Regions from separate parts of the Homo sapiens genome. Here region 2 is linked to region 1. Evidence: read pairs that join two places in POLR2A ChIA-PET (ENCODE). Cell type or tissue: GM12878. All regions are shown on one strand.

What was found. Peaks named below come from ENCODE experiments on the same cell type or tissue, not always from the same donor. Only the 100,000 strongest peaks of a DNase experiment are listed, where the experiment ranks them.
Region 2: POLR2A ChIA-PET joins it to region 1 with 5 read pairs; 6 of 35 experiments call an interaction of 5 or more read pairs at or near these places.

Annotation. Positions count from the first base shown.
Region 1 is chr3:46,959,785-46,962,284 of GRCh38, reverse strand. All of the region lies in intron 1 of CCDC12 (coiled-coil domain containing 12), which reads left to right. Among named protein-coding and RNA genes, the nearest start is that of CCDC12, 16 kb to the left of the region's middle. RefSeq lists enhancers at 1,171-1,672, 1,720-1,819. In GM12878, no CTCF peak of the experiment used is centred here; no DNase peak of the experiment used is centred here; H3K27ac peaks cover 1,090 bases.
Region 2 is chr3:47,105,822-47,108,321 of GRCh38, reverse strand. SETD2 (SET domain containing 2, histone lysine methyltransferase) reads left to right here. Exons shown (of 21, transcript NM_014159.7): 6 at 2,202-2,325. Among named protein-coding and RNA genes, the nearest start is that of SETD2, 57 kb to the left of the region's middle. In GM12878, no CTCF peak of the experiment used is centred here; no DNase peak of the experiment used is centred here.

The DNA of each region.
Region 1 (2,500 bases):
TTTTTGTGTTTTTAGTAGAGACAGGGTTTTACCATGTTGGCCAGGCTGGTCTTGAACTCCTGACCTCAGATGATCCACCCCCCTCAGCCTCCCAAAGTGCTGAGATTACAGACGAGAGCCGCCTCACCTGGCCCAAAATTGAATTCTTTGGCGAATAGTAGTTCTTAATTTTAATGTAGTTTATCATTTTTTTCTAATATCTTTTGTGGCCTGTTTAAGGAAATAGTTGCCTACATATAGGTCTAGATGATATTCTTTTATGTTATAATCTAGAAGTTTGCTTGTTTTACTTTAACCTTTAGACCTCTAACCCATCTCGAATTTACTTTTGTGTGGTGTGCGTAGGGATCAAGATTCTTTTTCTCCCCATATGGGTATCAGTGACTTGGCACTATTTGATATTTGACATTTGTGTTTTAGAAGAGTTTCCCGTGACTTAATTGGCATGCACTGTTTATGATCATGCTGTTAACCTTCCATAACATCCTGATAATTGTCATTGTACATATAGTAGTAGTAGTAGTAGCAGTGGTAGCTGCTAAAATATATTTGTTTTTTCATGCTTCTAAGTCCCAATTCATGCCACCCCTTCAGTGGACAGGCAGTTCCTTGTAGGCAGAGACAACTCTTAAACTTATTTTAACAAAACATTCAGACATTTCCTGGGTGCCCCATGGCACTGTAGTGGGTATGCTGCGTCCTGTGACTCTGAGCCCCTTAGGCTTTGTGCACTAGAGAAAAGACAACATGGACTCCCAGGGAAGACAAGGACCTGCTGAGCCAGGCCCTCCAGTGCTGGCCTCCTGACCTGCTAGCCAGACTCTGTCCATACTCTGGACCTACCGAGCCAGGGGTGTTCTGACTAGAAATATGTGTTACCTCCGATAGTTGCTTCAGGGTCAGTTGTTTCAAACTGGGGCTGTATGTTTTAAATGGTTTTTGGCTCTTCCATTGACCCTGCAGACATTGGGAGCAGCATGTGATTCTGTAGCACTAAGAATTGTAATACAGAAATGAAATGCAATTCATATTTTTGTTTCTGGAGAAGATGTCTCATATATCATCTTGGAATATTTTCTGTAACCTATCCCACATACCTCCAACCCACCTCCAGCGCATATACACATGCACATACAGCATGTACTCTCCACACCCAGCCCCCTGCCTACAGTGCATCCCACCTCCTTACACTCCCTTAACCTCACAACACCACCACACACCCCAGGCCCTACCCCACACACTTCCCCCCACAATAGTACCTCCCTTCTCCCCACACCCTCCCATTCCCTGCACACCTCCAACACTCCACAGCACCCCTCCACATGCCCCCAACCCACACCTACAAACCCCAACCCCTTTACACCAATACATATCTCATACACACCTCAAAACACACATAAGCAGCACCACCTTTATACCTCCATACCCACAATTTGCCTTTCCCTACACATACACCTTCAGCAGCTGAGACGGACTTGCTGTTTCTAAGCCAGTTGTTCGGAGATCTGGGAGACCCCATAGCGAGCTTGATAAGGCTCAGTCATGCCTGGCCCTCTTCCTTCCTTCGGAGCTTTCCCTTAAATTCTGGGGCCCTGGCTTCTCCCTGGTTTTGTTTTGGAGGGAAGCAACAGCTTGTATCCTTGAAAGAATTCCAAGAGGAAAAACAGTTGCTTCGGCAACGGTGCCCTGTGGCAGTAACATCCACACTCCTGGGCTGTTTTGATTCAGGGCTCTAAAGAGCTGCTCTGTCTAGAGAAAATGTGAGTGGCTGGAGCAGAAAACATTTGTCCTTTCAAGGACAGCCCCCCTCCCATTGTTTTCAGGGCAGGGCACCACTAGATTTCTTGCAGGGTAATTTGAATCCTGAAGAAAAAGCACCTGTGTTTGACATCATCTGGTTAAAGCAGGACTTTCCTGTCCTGGGCCCAGGAGTCCATGACTCAGGCAGCTTCCATCTATGTAGGAAGTGAGAGTGAATGCTGGGCTGTGTCTGGGGTGAGGAGTCAGTTTCCACATCTGGCTGTTACAAGTGTTATTGTTGAGGCCTCTCTGTGCACAGAGCCTGGGTGGGAAATGGGGTCAGTGAGGCTGGCCCTTGCCTCAAGCACGGTCAGGCTGGGGCCCTGTGGGAAGGCTGATCTGTGTACCCCCAGGTATAATACTGTATACTGCCATCCACGGAGGAGGGGCAGAGGAGAGCTGTCAGTGTCTTGGAGGGAGGGCATGGACAGGGGATGGGGGACAACACTTGCATGCATGTCGCGTGGAGGAGAGCGCTCAACCCAGTATCGATATACATACCCTGCTTTATCTCATTGGTTGGCTTATGAGTAGTGTCCCCATTTGGGCTTTGTCCCAGGCTGCATAACTCACAAGACAGAGCCTGAGCTGGTAGAGGTGCTGAGAAAACACTTGAGGGATTGAGTGGATGGCATGGAGAGTGATAGCTGTTTCCAGGTGTGAAAGAGGTGGAGGGATTTTAGGCAGAGGAGGGGCAGGA
Region 2 (2,500 bases), 150 kb before region 1:
AATGAGTAAGTTTAGGGAAGATAGATTTTTGGCAGAAGAGGGATTGGAAATATTTTTTATGTGTGCAGTTCCAGATCCTGGATAATATATGTTTTGTAGTCACCACATTTAATTCACAAGGCAGTCCATGATGTCATTTTTCTTTTTCTCTCTTTTTTAAGTTTTTAAAAAATGTTTTAAAACATTTTTTAAAATTTATTTATTTTGGTAGAGACGGGATTTCACCATGTTGCCCAGCTGGTCGGAAACTCCCAGGCTTAAGTGATCTACCCACCTCGGCCTCCCAAAGTGCTGGAATTACAGACTTGAGCCACTGTGCCCAGCTTTTTTTTCTTTTTTAATGCAATGGGGTCTTGCTCTGTCACCTAGCCTGGAGTGCAGTAATGTGATTGTAGCTCATTGTAGATTCAAACTCAGGGCTCAAGCAATTCTCCTGCCCCAGGCTTTCAACTGGTGTAGTGGACTATAGGCACATAATACCATGGCCGGCTAATTTTTTAATTTTTTATTGTTTGTCAAGATGAGGTCTTCCTGTGTTTTTCAGGCTGGTCTTGAACTCCTGGGCCAAAGCAATCCTGCCACCCCCCCCCCACCCCCCCCCGCCACCCAAAGTGACTTTTCTTTTTCTTGAGGGAGGGCACTAATCCTGGAAGTGGAGAGTCCAACATTGTAGGACCTCAAATTTTGTCATCATTTTAAATTATTTGCAAGATGATAAGCTTCTGGGGTTAGAAAGGACATTTCAAATATTGGTTATAGAGGTAATAATTTGACTTTCTAGGTTTACCCATGAATAATCAGATTTTTATTATTGAGACCTAAATGTGTTTGTGATGGACTACTATATAAATATATATATACATCCACTATAAACTTCTCCAATCCTGTTTTTGAGCTCTGCTTTTTAATATATGTGTTCTTTTCTCATTTGTTTTTAATTGCTTTATTTTTTAAAGTAAAAGGATTTAATTTTTTTCAGTTGGCGAAGTTAACTCCTTTAATAAGTACATTGATTATGCCAGTATGTTGTAAACAAATACAAAAGATTTACATTAAAAAAATTTCTTTCATTAGAATTAGGGTATGTTTATTTTGAGGGGATAAGAAAAGACTTTCAGGCAGGCCATTTTATGTCAGAACTTCAGAGTAAAACATAGTATAACATTTGTCTACATAGAACTAATAGTTGAAGTCATTGGTTAGAATGAGCTTTTAGAGAATTAAGAGAAGGGGAAAAGACTGATAATTTAATATCTTCAGTTCAGAATAAATAGGTAAATAATCAAGAAAAGAACATTCAAAGATAAAGGGTAACTGAAAGATGCCAAAGAAGAAGATAAATAACAATTACTGATAACATTCTAAAGAGACGTCAAAGAGAATGTCATTACATAAAGGGAATTAGATTTGATCTTTAACATTTTTAGAGACCTTTGAGAGTAAAGACAGCAGAAGGGCTGCTATATTTAAGTTGCCTTCTTCTTTTTCTTTTTCCTTTTTTTTTTTTTTTGAGACGGAGTCTCACTCTCTTGCCCAGGCTGGAGTGCAGTGGCGCGATCTCGGCTCACTGCAACTTCTGCCTCCCAGGTTCAAGCAATTCTCCTGTCTCAGCCTCCCAAGTAGCTGGGACTACAGGTGCATGCCACCACACCTGGCTAATTTTTGTATTTTTAGTAGAGATGGGGTTTCACCATATTGGTCAGGCTGGTCTCGAACTTGTGACCTCAGGTGATCCACCCGCCTCTACCTCCCAAAGTGCTGGGATTATAGGCATGAGCCTCTGCGCCCGGCTGCCTTTTTTTTTTTTTTTTTTTTTTTTTTTTTTTTTAGAGCAAAAATCCTCTAACTTTTCAGTGTCTCTTGATTTCTTCAGAGCTGTTTTCCAGCTGTTAATAACTTTTTTTGATATTGTAAGCCAGACTTGAATGATTTAGTATCTAGTTAAAGGATATATATTTTGGTAGTAGGTATAAATTATAAAAGCATCTTAGAATCAACATTCTTTGAAAAGTACTGTGAAGGAGAAAAGTAACCTTGGTTAGAAGCTAGATACTTGACATGTGTTTGAAATTTATTTTGTGTAATAACTGAATTTATCCACATTGCAGTATTTATTTAAATTCCTTATTTTTGCCTGAGCATATATGTTTTCCCTACTGCTCCTAGGTAGGAAGTGCTATTTTTTTCCTTTTGGTTTGCAGGAACACCTTTGTCCTAGAATATTGTGGAGAGGTACTCGATCATAAAGAGTTTAAAGCTCGAGTGAAGGAGTATGCACGAAACAAAAACATCCATTACTATTTCATGGCCCTGAAGAATGATGAGGTAAGCAGCTTGGATATGTTTGCCTTGAAACAGATCTGTTAGGTTTGAAGGAGCCATTGATACTGATTTGATTTTTTTTTTTTTTTTTTTTTTGGAGACGGAGTCTCGCTCTATCGCCCAGGCTGGAGTGCAGTGGCAAGATCTCGGCTCACTGCAACCCCTGCCTCCTGGGTTC